Linked DNA regions of Mus musculus: region 1 is linked to region 2. Evidence: chromatin loops called from intact Hi-C (ENCODE). Cell type or tissue: heart. All regions are shown on one strand.

What was found. Hi-C counts contacts between places; a loop is a spot of excess contacts. Peaks named below come from ENCODE experiments on the same cell type or tissue, not always from the same donor. Only the 100,000 strongest peaks of a DNase experiment are listed, where the experiment ranks them.
Region 1: it touches region 2 in a loop (5-fold over the local background); 19 of 42 quality-filtered maps call a loop at or near these places.

What each region holds. Positions count from the first base shown.
Region 1 is chr1:182,561,305-182,569,304 of GRCm38, forward strand. It overlaps Capn8 (calpain 8), which reads left to right and starts at 3,703. Exons shown (of 21, transcript NM_130890.2): 1 at 3,703-3,993. The coding sequence starts at 3,757. Gm46248 (a long non-coding RNA gene) reads left to right here. Exons shown (of 4, transcript XR_001779884.1): 1 at 1-161; 2 at 483-716; 3 at 2,620-2,749; 4 at 2,844-3,177. In heart, a CTCF peak has its summit at 3,281 (motif pointing left); no DNase peak of the experiment used is centred here.
Region 2 is chr1:182,654,189-182,662,188 of GRCm38, forward strand. No RefSeq gene overlaps it. Among named protein-coding and RNA genes, the nearest start is that of Ccdc185, 91 kb to the right of the region's middle. In heart, a CTCF peak has its summit at 3,792 (motif pointing left); no DNase peak of the experiment used is centred here; H3K27ac peaks cover 1,007 bases.

The DNA of each region.
Region 1 (8,000 bases), 93 kb before region 2:
CTAAGTGTGGTGGTGTTGGGGGAACTTCCCTTGAATATAGATGGCACCACATTTAGAAGGCTTGGAGGCCAGAAAATGGGATGGACCTTCTAGAAGTCAGCCAATCGTGTTCTGGGGCTGCCGTGATGTGAGCTGCTCCGCTCTGTCACACCCTCCCTGCGGTAAGGATGCAAACTGTGGATGGAACTTGATTGTTAGATGTCTCATTACAGTGACTTGGAGAGTGCCATGCCTTTGTTGATTAGCTTCATTTAATTTGCGTAAAGTTTCAGCATCCACTCTTGGGGGATGGAATTTGGGGCCTTGCTCATGTCAGGGGAATGGTGTACTGCGAGCTACCCCCATCTCTTGCTGAGTCCTCTGGGCTAGCCTTGAGCTCACCATCTTCCTGCCTTTGCCTCCCAAGTACTGAGTTCCCAGGTGTATGACATCACACCTAAGTGCTGCATTCATTTTTATGACTAAGTGCTATTCCCTTCTAGGTTCCCCGGGATGTGCTACATTTGGTCTGCTCACCCATGGATTGGTGTGTGCTTGTTTCTCCCCTGTGTCACGAGGGACTCTTCATGCACATGGTGTGAATGGACCTCTACTTGTTATTCTCTAACGGTGGAGTGCTGCTGGGAGCTGCCATGAAACTCCACGGTCTGGCATTTTGCAGAACTGCCAGACTGTTTCCCAAAACATCTGTACCGCTTTCCACTTCTGCCAGCCGCGTAAGAGCACCCCGAGATGCTCTAGGCACCGAGTCCGACTCTCGCTTCCCTTAGCATTCCAAACGTGGGAGGCTCAGGAGGCAAATCCACCAACTTTCACCCACCCATTTCCAGCATGATAGCTATGCAAGACAACAAGCTTTACAAATTTTAATTGCCTGAGAGGCATACTTGGGCCCTTGGGTGTAACCAAGGTGATCTATCTTTCTTGCTGAGGGGACACTACTGCCTGGCTCCCTGTAGCCAAGGAGGGTTTGCCTGTGGGTGAGGCTCAGGGGCCGGCTATTTGCCAAGAGGTGCTTTTATTAAGTAGGAGCTGCCAGGCAGGTGTCTGCACAGACTCCTTGCCTCTGTAATGGATCCCGAGGCTTCCTGGCAGGGAGCTGTCTCTGGCTCTTGCAGCTGTCTCAGGTTTAAAGTTGGGAAGACATCTGTCCAGATGGACAGAGACTGTGGGTACAGGTTGCTTCCTCTTTGGTGCCTGGCTGGATAACAGGTAGACATGTCGGCTCGAGAGGGGCTGCTGTGCCGGGCCTCCCTGAACCATTTACCTTTTTTTTTTTTTTTTTTTTTTTTCGTGACTGGGCAAATGAGGGCTCTATTTGCAGCGGCTCAGACCTGCCTGCCTGATGAGGAAGGGCTTCTTGGTATAGCATCTGGATCGGGAATGAGGCAATTTAGGAAGGGGTGGGGGGGGTGGTGGGAAGGAAGGATAGATGGCTAACCCCAGAGGAGCTCCCTCGTGGGGAAGTAGAATTACCAGCTGTGCAGCTTCTGTGCTTGGAAGAGGAAGGGCTTGCTCTTTTTTTTTTTTTTTTTTTTTTTGTCAGTCTGAGAGGGGGGCGGTGCTTCAGGGAAGCATAGGGAAGAAACACAGAGGAAAAACAAACGCTCCCATGAGTTCTTTATTAACTAACCAGTGACCCTGTCTGGGGCTACCAGGTCTGTAACATCCTGGGTCTATCTATTTATCTACTGGAAATCTATCTACTGGAAATCTAGATATGCGGTTGTTTCTTCATATAACAAATATTTACTGTGTTTCTGGGAGAGTCCTAGGAGCCGGGGACTGAGTGGCAAATAAAACTGGTCCCGATAAGTGTCCTTGTGGGACACAAAGCCTGATGGGGCCGAGAGGCTTTAACTCACTGAGGACAGGAGTCCGTGCTGGGCGAGGCTTTGCGTACTCATCTGATAGTGTGAAAGGAGGGAGGGGCTAAATTTGAGGGGTGGCCTTGGGGAAAAACTTCCGGGGCACAGGTCTGAAGGATGATCAGAGAGCAGAGCAGAAGAGTATTGCAGTTTGGCAGGAACAGCGCCTGCAAAGCCCTGAAGTGGGACAAACACGACATCCCCTAAACAGAAATCAATGCTCCATGGAGGAAGGAGAGACACGGGAACAGGTGGCAAAGTCAGCAGGACGGGTGTGCTCCGGCTCCCACTAGCCACGCAGAAGCCCGGCGTTCCTCTTAGCTTGCTGGGGATGGCCAGAAAACTGTGTTCAGAGCAACCACTGGTTCCTGTGACTCAGCACGAATCTCAGTTAACTAGGCAATAGGGTCAGGAATAAAAATGCCTCCTCCACCCAAATTAGGGCTTCAAGGCTTCTAGGATCTTCAGTGTTCCAGGCAACGTCAGGGGATGGGGTGGAGCTGGGGTTCTGGTTTAGAGGAAGGGTAGGTCAGCCTTGTGCAGGGTGGAAACTTAGCTGTGAACCCTCAGTGAGCCCAACACTGAGCGAGTGTTAACGCAAATAGAGGCGTTGAGGGAGTAATGGGGGCTCCTGAGGCACGGAGGAGCCAAAGCTTTCGTATAACTGCCTCCTGTCCTGGAAGGTCATGCTGACCTTGTATTTCTGGTGAATCACGGGAAACCCTGCTTTTGTCTGTTTCATGTCTGGCAGGTAAACATGCTCTCTCAGAAGCACCAAGCTCAGGGCTGAACACGTGGATGACCCTCAGCGGGAAGACCGGCAGCCTCAGAGGCTGTCTGGTTCAGAGACCAGTGTGAACCCGCTTTAGAATCATCTGCAGGTGAATGGTCTAAAGACTCTGATATGGGTCCTAGAGACTTAGCTCAGAACTGCTGAATCATGATTATTTTATATTCTGTTTTATTTCATTTTAGAGACAGGGTCTCACGTAACCCAGGTTGGATTTGAACTCACCATTTAGCCCACAGTGACCTCAGACTCCTTATTCTCTGGTCTCTACCTCTGAATGTAGATTGTCCTGCTTGTGCGGCAAGCCCTCGTATCCACTGAGGCATCTTACAGCCAGCCCCCAGAACACTCTTTGAGATGGTGGCGATTAATGCAGGTTACTAGGGAGACTGTGTTGTGGGTAAGTAGTTCAGAGAATTCTTGTCACACTGTACTGGCTGCCTGTGTCTTCTGTAACAAACGAACACAAGTGACTGAAAAGAGCAGAAGTTGGAGATGGAGCAATGGCTTAGGGTTTGAGAGAGCACTGGCTGTTCTTGCAAAGATCTGCGTTGGACTCCTAACACCCACATGGAAGCTAACAGTTGTCTGGAACTCCAGTTCTGGGGACTCTGGTGCCCTCTTCTGGCCTCCAAGGACAGATCACTTATGTAGTGCACAGGTGTACATGCAGGCAAGGCACCATGCTCGGTAAAAATGAAAGAGCAGAGGGTTAGTCTCTTTCTGTTCTGGGCACCCACAGACCTAAGTCATTTCCACTGGACTAAAACCAAGGCATGAGCAGGGCCTCTCCTTACAGAGTCTCTGGAGGAGAAATCACCCCAGCCTATCCAACTTGGAGACTCCTGATAGCCTCCATTGTGGTGTCCAAATAGTGAACAGCAGGAGAAGGTGGGGCAGAGTTGCCTGCACCTTGGATACATATTTGACTCTGTTTATGACTCATGTCCCTTTGGAACAGGGCCTCCCTCAGGTGCAAAGTTTACAGGCCACACCTCCTTGGGAGCTGCCTTAAAGGGCAGCATCCCCATAGGGCAGATGTCTGAGAGGACACAGAAGCCCTGCTTTCCTGTCACCTACAGGACGCACAGGCAGGCCATGGCAGCCCTGGCAGCTGGAATATCCAAGCAACGTGCAGCTGCTCAGGGCCTTGGCTCTAACCAGAATGCTGTGAAGTATCTGGGCCAGGACTTCGAGACCCTGAGAAAGCAATGCTTGAACTCAGGGGTCCTATTTAAAGACCCGGAATTCCCGGCATGTCCGTCAGCTTTGGGCTACAGGGATCTTGGACCAGGCTCTGCAGAAACTCAAGGCATCATATGGAAGCGACCCACGGTAAGGCAATAGGGAAGTGACCATGGCAAGGCACAATTGAGTGTCACACAGGGTACAGAGTTGTCACATCAGGTCAAGAGTTGAAGTAAGTAACAGTGCAGGGTTCTGTTTTCAGATCCTATAGTTCTGATATCCGCCTTACTTCCTAACATTATTTCTAAGGAAGAACACACACAAGCTTTAGAGCTGGACAAGTCAGACCTCATGAGTGGCTCTGCTGATGTGGCCTTGGCTCTGCTGATGTGGCCTTGAGCGACAGCTCTCTGAGCTTCAGTTTTTCCACCCTAAAAATAGTGCGGCTGGAACCATTGTATTTCAGTGTGGTTAGGAGAATGAGAAATAAATCTCAGGGTGTAATTGTCCTGCGTGTAAGAGACACAGAACACAGGGTACTTAGCACTGCACAGTGCCCCCGGGCCAGCACACAGGGGAACAAACCAAGGTTAGACACAGTCAGCTAGGGGCAAACTGTGATAGCATCGCTGCTGAGGGACATGGGTTACTGAAGGTCATAGAAGGTTCCACCAAGGCTGGAGAGAAGAGAGAGGTGGAGGCCATCCTAAAGTTGGTGGGTGTGGTCACACTGTGGTCTTGATGTACATGTCCCTGATGATAATGGATGCTGTGCTTTCTATATCATGGGTGCATCCTCTAGAGGGACAACTGTTTAAAACCTTTGCTCATTTCTCAATGGTTCTGCTTGCTTTTTTGTTTGACTTTGCACTTTTGAGGATAACCCTTTCTTTACTTTGGGAGCATATATGTGTATATATATATATATATATATATATATATGTGTGTGTGTGTGTGTGTGTGTGTGTGTATATATATATATTGCATCTAATAATCCTGGACATTAAGGTGTTTGCTTCATTTGCTCTTCTGCATCCTGATAGCCCTTTATTTTTACACACATACAAGAGAAAATATGTGATATTTATCTCTGTGAATTGGGTTCACTTCAGGTAAAATGGTGATTTTTTTTTTTTGCTTCTGTCCATTTTCCTATAAATGACATGATTTTCTTCTTTATAGTGAACAATACTGCACACACACATATAGCCCCACATAACTATATATTTTTTTATTTATTCATCTGTGGATAGGTACCCGGTTGACTCCATACCATGGCTATTGTCAGTAGAGCTACAATAAACATGGGTGCACAAGTGTCACTATTGTAGCTGACTGTGATTCTTTTGGATCTACACCCGGGGGGAGTATGACTGCTTCTGCTTGTTCTTATGCTTCTAAGTAGAAGGTCTACCTAGGCTCTTGTCTCAAGGAACGGAAGACACATTTGTCTACGTGAAGGTTGCCAGATCACACTTGGATTCTCAAGATGAACGCTCTGTTGGGAGGTTGAAATCCCTTAGGGTTTTTCTGTTTACATGGGTGAAATGCGGCAACTCTACCCCAGAGACAGCAGCTGGTTGCGCTGATCTCCAGTGCTCTTAGCTCCTTGTCTCACCGTGTGGGCTCAGCATCTATCCCAAGCTCCTGTGATGTATGTAATGCCCCGTGTAAATGGACTTAGCGCAGCCTGGTCAATATTTTTTTTCTTCTGCCAGAAGTATCCTTTCCCTCGACTTGGCAATTGAGCAGCATATTGATCTTAAGGAGAAATACTTAGTCAAGAGCGAAGCCACACCAAGCACATAATAAGGACCCCGGTTAAGAGACACATGGAGGGGTCGAATTGTTGGAAAGTTACTGAATGGAATGCAGTAGGCTCAGTTTGGAGCATCCATTCTTTCTCTAACTGCTACCTCTTGGATTAGTAGCCTTAGGGTTTCCAATTCAGCCATGATTCTCCTGTGCAGGGAGGTGTCTTGGGGAGCTTTAGCTAGTTAAGGAGGGGACAAAGAATAGGCAGACGCTGAGTGATACTGTGGTGGAGAAGAACGTGGGCTTGGATGTTTCACAGTGGTCAGGGTTCTGGTCCCTCATCTATCATCCACTAGCCGAGTGACTGCGGGTAGGTTACCAACTCTCTCTGAGAACCGGTTTCCTCATCCATGAAGTGAGAATCGCAGTCTTACCCACTTCCTTGGGCTCCAAGTGAGTCTGGATGAAAGAATATGTATAACCTAAGAAAACGAGTTGTCTCTAGCTGGCATTCCATGACAGAATGTCCAGAGAGTACCCATTAAATGGATAAAATGCACGGGAGCTCAGCGAGGAATCACTGAAGCTCCACTGTGCAATTAGACAGGAAAATTAGGGAAGAGAGCTGAGTCAGAATTGGTGGAGAAAGAGGGCATGGGTGAGAGCGAAGGTGCTGGGCTATGGAAGGGCGTGCAAGCAAGATGTTCAGAGAGGGCAGTGGTCCAGGGTCCTTAGAGCAGATAAGACATGGTGGGCAACAGGCGAAGCCTAGAAGCATTCAGTGGACCAGGTCTTATCTCCCTGTGGGTTGTGGGACTGGGGACTTTCTGTGACTCTTGTAGGGTCCATGTAACATCCGGGTCATGGCTTTTTTTTTTTTCCTGAATGGTTTTGCCAGCATTCTCTCTTCTTACTCAAACCTAAGATTGTAGCAGAGCTTAGTAGACATTGAATATGAGTGTCTTTAGCTTCTGTCACGTGAACGGTGTGATGGAATTGAGCAGACAGGGCAGAGAGCCACTTTGGAAGCAACAGCATCATCTATGGTTATTAGTTGAGTTTGATTGATTTCCCCAATACCTTGCTCATGAGGATACAAGGGACGTGAAATGATGTATGAAATGGAACCAGAACAGAGGTTGAGGACCAAGCCCAGGGTCCCTGGGTTCCTAGAGTGAGAAAACATGAGTCTGCAGGGGAGACCGAGACAGCGTATTGAGAGACATGAAACTCAAGAGCTAAGAAGACACACACCACAGAGGAAGGCTTTTTGAGGGAGAGCAAGCCAACGGCAGCAAATGTTAAGGAGCCCCCAGTGAGATGGGTTAGAAGATGCTCAGTCTGGGGCTACTGGTGACATAGGAGATCAGTTTTAAGGAGTTGTGAAGAAGGTAGATTTCATGGGACTGATGGATGAATGAATTAAAATATTTTTATTAATTATTAAAGATTTTTAGATATGCTTGAATGGCTGTTGATCATATTCACCCCAACCCTTCCAACTTCTTCCAGACCCCACCCCTCCACCTTCCCACCCTGTCCCTACTTCATGAGTCCCTGAGGGTCTGACCCTGTCTAGAAGACATTGCTTTGCTCTGTTCATCCCAACCTCTGGCTCATACAGTCCTCTGACCCCTCTTCTGAGATGGCCCCAGAGTCTTGAGGGGAGGACGTGGGACACGGTTGTTCCATTTGTGGCTGAGCACTTGAGTGACACTCAGTTTCTGCATTCTGAACCACCACTTGCTGTAAGATTGGTGGTACAGACATACACATTTAGAGCAGTTTGGTACTATGTCCATTTAGCAGAATAACAGTAGGGGGGGATTTTTAAAAAACAGAATTGTTTAAGGAAGGAGACTCGTTCAAAACCCCATTCAATGTGCTTTCTTCCTTCTGTCTCGAAGTTACTTCCTTCTTTATACAAGCGACATTTAAATTAAAAAATTTTCCAATCTGCTACTTTTTAGCTAGCCTTTTCAAACTCCCCCACCTTTTAGTTGTCAGGAAATAATGGTCCAGAGGATGGGAGCTCATGAGCACCTGAGAGCAGCACTGTAGCTATGGCTTTTATATTTAATGGAGTGTGTGTGTGTGTGTGTGTGTGTGTGTGTGTTGTGTATGTGTTGTGTGTGTGTGCTGTGTATGAATGAGTGTGGTATGTGTGTGGTGTGGTGTGTATGAGCATGCTGTGTGTGGTGTGTGTAAGTATATGTGTGTGTGCTGTGGTAGGTAGTGTGTGTTGTGCTATGTATTATGTATGTTGTGGTGTGTGTTATATGTATGTACTGTATGTGGTGTGTATGTATGTGTGTGTTCTGTGTATAGTATGCATATGTGTATGTGCGTGTTGTGGTATGTGCTGTGTGTTGTGGTATGTGTTGTATGTGTGTTGTGAT
Region 2 (8,000 bases):
GCTCCCTTTCTCACAGCCCAGTGGCAGCAGCCGGTGTTAGGCTGCTAGGGGATTCGGTGGCTGAGTGCTCTGCTTGAGATAAAATGGAAAAGGTTTGGAGCAGGTTCGGTTAGACTTTTAAAAGTTGTGTGAGGAGGGAGACACTTATGTTGAAGCTATTGATTGTGATCACTGTAAATGCAAACAAATTAGATATTTTTTTGTGAGTATTTTTGTGTGTGTGTGTGTGTGTGTGTGTGTTTTTAAAGAAAATTTAAAAGTCAGGACTTGCCTGAACAGCAAGGGCCAGCAGTAGAATCTGAAGCACCAAGTGGGAGGTTTAATCTGGTGTGTGTGTGTGTGTGTGTGTGTGTGTGTGTGTGTATTTATGTGTGTTTTAGTGCTTATGTGTTTGTGTATATGTATGTTTGTGTGTATTAGAGTGTGTTTGTGTATCTTTGTGTGTGTGTGTGTGTGTGTGTGTGTGTGTGTGTGTGTGTTGGGAGATGTTAGAGATGTGTAGGTGCTTCAAGCATCAGTTTGCCCAAGATTTCCCCAAAACTAGCCAAGGAAGAAAGGAACAGGAGGCACTAGGCTTGACACTGCTATACCGAAGGTAAGATGGTAGGTACTAGAATCACATGTGACCCACTTTGACCCCATTCTTCCAGAAAAGGGGACAGTGTGCCAGTGTCACGGGGAATGAGAGAAGTAGAAGGCTTCCTGGTCAGAGGCTTGGTAAGAATGGACATGTATGCTGCTGCCACTCTTGCCTGTATGGGGTTCTACGTGTGGCGATCACTGCAGACAGGGTGGGTGGATGGCCAGCTTCCTCTTGCGGCATGACAGGCCCAACTGGCCAAGAGCACAGGGAGTTGCTACCCTCAATGCCTTTCAGCAGTGGTCCCCAAAGGGAGGGTATCTGGGAAACAGGACAGGAAAGAACTATGCCTGGTGGATGTGACATAGGGACCAGTAGATCTGACTTCCAGCTTTTCTTCTTCTTTTTTTTTTAAATTTAAAAATATTGTTGATGGTAGTTTTAATGATGGTTATGGAAGGAAGAATAGTAGATATGCCTTACCCATGTGCTGCCTTAACCCAGCAGCCTACTTTTTGTTTCTGGGAGTGAATTAAATCATGTAGAAAATTATTTAATTCATCTAAGTTTTTACTTTATTGGTACAAAATTGTCCATTTATCTTCTTATGACACTTATGTGAAGTTCTATTGGGTTTCATTCCCCTTATATTTTATTTATACTTTTCCTTTGCCAAATTGTGCTCTGGTTTCAAAGGTTTGGCCTGTCTGTATTCTCCATCTGTCCCATGTTGGGACAGGCTTGGCTGGTCACCAGAATGGCACTTTATGGTGGCCCTGCTTTCAGCTCAGAGGTCGTACATTTAACTTGTCACACTAAAAGACTGTGTGGTTTTATACAATCATATATTCTACTGAATTTTCCCCATCTAGACTAAAGCTGTCTCAAGACCATTCTATCAAAATGGAAGGCACACACGCGCACGAGTGTATGTGTGTGTGTGTGTGTGTTGGGGCTGCTTTGAGCATCTTTATAAATGACCTCTTTTTGTTTTGCTTTGTGTGATTTTCTTTGTTTGTTTGTTTGAAGTTTTTGATTGTTTTGACTGTATAACCCAGGCTGGCCTTCAACTAGAGATCCTCCTGCCTTGGCCTCTCAAGTGCTGGAAATATAAGTGTGTACCTCATGCCTGGATGCAAATAACATCTAGTTAACTTCAACACTGACATGTAAGGCAAAGGCAGGTTCCTCCTTTAGAAGTCTCTCCAGGTTTGCATATGCTTGGCCCATGAGAGGTGGTACTATTTGGAGGTGTGGCCTTACTGGAGGAGGTGTGGCCTTGATAGAAGTGTGTCACTGTGGAGGTGGGGCTTTGGGGGTCTCATATATATGCTCAAGTTTGACCACTGTGACAGAGCATCCTTCTGGCTGTCTGCAGGATATAGTCTCCTGCTGCCTGTAGATGAAGATGTAGAACTCTCAGCTCCTCCAGCATCATGTTTGCCTGCATGCTGCCATGTTTCCCACCATGATGATAATGAACCTCTGAAACTGTAAGCCAGCCCCAATTAAATGTTTGCCTTTATAAGAGTTGTCTTGGTCATGGTATCTCTTCACAGCAGTAAAGCCCAAACTAAGACAGTAGGTCATCGATGTTGAGGGCTTAACAACCCAAGATAAGTTTCGCCTCCTCACTTTCACAGTGTTTAAAGGTAGCTGCCAAGAGAATCGAAGTCACCGTAGATGCTCCACAGGAGGGTTGTTTGAGTATTCTAGGTGGATTTGACTGCTGGTGGCTTTCAGAACACATCCATCCATCTCTTGCTATCTGCATCTGGTGATGGCAGAAAATGAGGAGCAGCAGAGTCTTGGCTGACTTTTAATTCTCAGCCTGAGGCAGGCATCCCATTCTCAAGGGCTTTTGTTTCCCGGCAGGGAGACGAGACGTGTGTAGCGATGGACTTTGCCCCTGCCATTCACATACATGCCATTCTCTTATGTGTGGGGTTATTTGTGTAGTGCTTCCCAAATGCCAAATGACTGCTGAGGGGATGACATCATCTTCACATCAAACTCCGAGGATACGGAGGCAAAATACTGCTCACCGAGGTCCCACGGGACAAGAAGGAATTCAAGCTGCCACCCCAGGGCTGCCCACAGGCTCTGGATATCTCTATTTGTGCTTGAAGTTTGCTTCCTTTGCAGGACACATTTCCAATTCAAAGAGAAGATTTTCATAAATTTTGCAGAATGACCATAGAGGTACCAGTACACGGAGGGGACTCAAGAGTCCTGGACGGAAGGATTCTTCCCTATGGACAATGAATTTCCCAAGGACAGTCTTTCAGAAGGGTCTGTGTGGGTTACTGTGTTCCTTATTCACCTACCTTTTGTCTTTGGAAGTGCTATGAATTAAACCCAGGCTCTCACATATGCTGGGAGTGTGCTTTACCACTGAGCCCCACTCGCTGTTCTACTTGGAACTAAAGAGAAATTGAACAGTGTCTTTGGAGTTATGGTGTGGCTTGTTCAGATACTTCTTAGGGAGGTAGAGATGGCAGCCGTTGTCCTCCAAGTCCAGAACTGATCACATAATGATGGAACCTGGAAGCAGTCACACAGCCTCTTCAGGCCAGGCCCAGTGTGTGATTAGAAAGAAGAGTCCCAGACTTGGCTGTAGTTACTACCATCTTCTCAAGCCAGGGCCTCTTTGTGGGGTCAAAGAATGGATAGTTCCAAGAGAGAAGGTTGGAGAAACTGGGTGGAATGGAACAGCTGTGGGTCTCCAAAGGGCTCCATACAACACCATACCCCATATTCCAGACCTTGGCCAATGGCATTCTCTGAAGGTCAGGATTCATTGCTGGCCACCCCTGCCTAGCTCTTCATCCTGAGCTGCATTTATATTAGGGAAAGAAAAGAGAGCAGGCATTCCCAGTTCCTTGCTGCCCCAGGAACATATGTAAGTGGGGCAGACACAGAGACTTCCTGTTCCAGGAAGTACCACACACCTCTTCTCATCTGATGCTCACAGCAGCCCTGTGCAGTCAGCAAGATTAATTCCATTTTACAGGTGAAGAGGCTGGCATTCCAATGCTTACCAACCTGCCTAAGATTATGTAGCTAATTAGGAGTGAAAACCCGGCTCATTCGCATCTCCAATGAGCCACAGACTGTGCATGTCTCTCTGCCGCTTTGGTTTCTGTGGGTTTAAAGCAACTATCATTTTAATCCCTTCAGCTCAAATGGTCTGCTGCCCTCTAGGGGTGACTCTTCCTCGGGCATTTACCCCGGAGTCTGCAGGGCAAGAATTCCTTTTTGATCTCCTTGTTTGATGAAGTCCCTGGTGAAGTCTCAACTTCTCTCTGGCTTCTTGGAAGATGGTGGAAGTACACGGGAAGAATGTTTGCCAAAGGCCATGAGGCCCCTCAGTTAAATCAGATTTTTAACCACTGCAAGTTGGAGAGACTGAGCTGTTTTAGTGAGCCCCTACTGACATCCTGAGCGGCAAGGCAATGTCCCTTGTCTTTGTGTCTCTGTGGGGGAGAAGGCCCTCTGACTTTGCCTCTGAACTACTGTCCTCTTCTCTTGAAAGCCATTTGGATTTTGCTTTTCTGAAGGAAGGGCCTGTGTGAAGCACGTGTTTTAACTTCGGAGTGTTCCCCGCCATGTCCCAGCAATGCCACCAAAGCCCTTCTATTTCCAGATCTGTGGTCAAGGCTCCCATCTCTGCAGGGTCAACTTTGATGTGTCCACAGCTCTTCTGCAGATTTCTGAGCTTCTCCTGCCTGGGCTAGTCAGTCCTTGAATGGCTTGAGAACAAGAGCATGGCAGACCTGGAAATTCTCCTGGTTCAGCATCACCAGCTATCCGGGCTGGTTCTTGGTCTAAGACTTCCACACTAAAGTCAGACACACTCCACAGGAAACTGAGGCAAGGCCGAATCAGCACCAGCCCCTGCTGGTACTCGGATGCCTTATTTCTTAGCTTTTCATTTGCTAAATCCCCACTGTGTACAGAGCAGGCTGCTGGAAGGAGCAGTTGCCTGTGATGGGAGACATACCGCTGAATCTAGATTCTCTCTCAATCTCCTTCCAGTTTGGTTGAGTGTGTGTGTGTGTGTGTGTGTGTGTGTGTGTGTGTGTGTGTGTGTGTGTGGTAGCCTAACACAGCAGCAGACTTCCTTGCAACTGAATGCACTTGTGATCCAGTCTTGAATAACGAACGAACAAGGAGAGCCTTCTATGGACCTTCAGGGAAAGATTGTCTGGCAAGACGAGTTGTCTTTCCTTCTGACAGGATTATGACGGGCCTAGGGGTTGGAACCCATCTTCCACTCTGTGGGATCCAGGCTGACACTGCAGATAGCAAGGAGCAGAAAGCAACTGGCCCTTGGTGACTTCATCACATGGAATTAAGCAAGCTGAGCGCTTCCAGTCTGCAGACTTCTCGATGAGACAGGGGATCAATATCTCTATTGTTCAAGGCTACTCAGTTGGGATATCGCATACTAAGAGAAAAGGAATGCATGCAGGTAGCAGACTCTTTCAGGGAGATTAGCATCCGAAGAAGACAGGAAATGCTCCTGTCAGGCCCTGAAGAGAATTCACCAAGCAACAGCATACCTGTGATTTACAGCTCAGTCTTATTGTACAAGAAGAGACTCCCATAGAACAGTGTGTAAGGCAAATTACAGTTCTCTGGAGCTTTCCTCAAATATTTCTGAGGTAGTCTCCTGGCATTCATAACTGGTGTTCAACTAACGATTGTTCCTAACACGTTGGAATTTCTGTTTTGACAAGTGGTAAGTGGTAAATATCTAGAGATTTCTACCATTAACTTAGTGTGTGAGCCAGGTATCTTTTAACCACATGAATATTTATCTATTCATTGGATTGTTCTAGTAATTTAAGATTTGGTAAATAGAACTTTTTTTTTAAAGATTTATTTATTTATTACATGTAAGTACACTGTAGCTATATTCAGACACTCCAGAAGAGGGCATCAGATCTCGTTACAGATGGTTGTGAGACACCATGTGGTTGCTGGGATTTGAACTCTGGACCTTCGGAAGAGCAGTCGGGTGCTCTTACCCACTGAGCCATCTCACCAGCCCGGTAAATAGGACTTTTGAATCCTTTTGCCTGTGGTCCTGCCTGAATATCAGGGTCTTCAATCACCTCTATTATTCTCAAAGACAAACTTGGGGGCAGAACTCGGATTCTCTCATCCCTTCGTCATCCCAGGTATTTGCTGTTGCCCTGGTTATCATAGATCTAATGCAATATAAACAGGTATTTGGGGCTTGCGTTAGTATTTTTCGGTTGTGATAAAATGTTGTGACCAAGGGGACTCACGGGAGAAAGAATTTATTTTGGATTATGGTTCCAGAGGACTAAGGACCATCATGGGGGAAGGCATGGCAGCAAACAGTAGATATGGCAGTCACAGCAGGAATCTGAGGACCTAAAGATCACTCCCAGTGATGTACTTCCGCTGGCAATGCCACCCACCCAAAGCTTCCCAAACAGGGCTAACCAAGAGTTCAAATACTGAAGCCTAGGGAATAACAGTTCTCATTCAGACCACCCCAGGCTGAAACTCATATAGAAGTTTGTGCTACTCTGAGGAAAAGGACCATGTGCAGAATTTACCACACAGTGCCTCCAAACCTAGCCTCACGTCCCAAACCCTCCTCTCTAGTAGGCATGTGGTAGTTGAAGATTAGAAAGTGGAATTTTGAGAACTGACCCTCACGGTGCATCTGTGGATTGGCGCATGACATCTGTTCTCTCTTCTCAGGAAGCGTAGAATCTGCTTCTGACCCTCTTGTTTACAGAGCTCTGACTACTATGGTTCACCCCTGGCGATAAGATATCCTGGAACTAAGTTTGGAAGCCACAGTGCAGATTAACTCCTTCTTTTCCCCTCATCGTGGTAACAGCAGGGAAGCTCTGGCTAACATGGAGTTTTCCACAGAATTCTGTTCTCTGGCCAGTGTCATCTCTGGGCAACCCAAGCTCAGGACACGAAGGCTTACAACTGCCTATGGTGAGGCAGTGGCAGGGCTCTGTGATCTTTGATACCATTACTATGAAATAAGCATGAACCTCTGGGGTAGGCAAGGGCTGTCAGACTGGACTATTATCCTCTGGCCTGTCTAAGAATCGGTCCAGCATCTGTTGCCTAAGTGAGCATGTCAACTGCAAACCTACAGGGACAGAGGCTCTGATATCCTCTCTCCAGCTTTAGCTGGGGGTTTAGAAAGGTCTCAGAATCCCAGTTGTTGGGTTCTAGAAGCTTCTAGAAGGCCTTGCACTGATAGCTATTACGGTCACGGCTGTGATTTACTGTGGAAACAGATTAAAATCAGTCCGGGAATTATAGCATGGAGCTCCGGTCTCCTCACCCAAGCTCAGGACACAGATGTTTTCTGGCATCGGTGTGGTAATACGCACAGGGCTGGCCAAAAGCATTCCTTCCATTATCTTTTCTGATTAAAATAACAAAGACTTCTGGTTTCCTGTTTGAACCGTACCCGATACAGAGCAAGGAGGTTGATCCTCTGCCATCCCACTTCCAGACAGAAGGTGTGAAATAGACCATAATCAAAGGTCATATGGCACCATGTACTAAAGGCAGTGGGGCACACCAGACAAGGTCCTGAAACATAGGTTCTGACAAACTGATTAGTCAGGTCTCTAGAGTGACAGAACTTGTAGAATGAATCGGAATCTCTTTATAGAGATTATATATATATGGGATTATATATATGGAAATATATATGAAATATCTCATATAGTCATATATATCACATATATACATGATTTATTACATACATATCATATATATATGTGTGTGTGTGTGTGAATATATATATATATATATATATATATATATATATATATATATATATGATTTATTAGAATGACTTACCGGCTGTGGTCCAGCTAACCCAACAATGGTTGCCTGTAAACATAAGGCCCAAGAATCCAGTAGCTGTTCAGTCCGCGAGGCTGGATGTCTCAGCTGGTCTTTCATATACACTAGAATCTCAGAGAAGTAGGCTCTTTGAGAGCAACTTTCTTCTCCCATGCCTTTTATAGAGGCTTCCAGCAGAAGGTATGACAGACTAAAGGTGGGTCTTCCCACCTCAAAGAGTTGGATTAGAACTAGATCTTCCCACTCCAAATTATTTAATTAAGAAAATGTTCCTCACAGGTACGCCCAGCCAATTTTGAGTTTTAGTTTATTCCAGATGTCGTCAAGCTGGCAGCCAAGAGTAATCATCATAGCCTGTGACCCTGGGGTCTTCCGGGACAAGAGGCTTCGAGGCAACTGAGTTCTATGAACTCCCGCTGGCTACGCGTGGTAGAAGCTCAGTATGGATCCTGTCAAGGAATCCATCTAGCTGGGACACTGACCTCAGCTTATGGGAGTGAAAGGAGCCACTGATGACCTGGAGGCCAGGAAGAGAAAG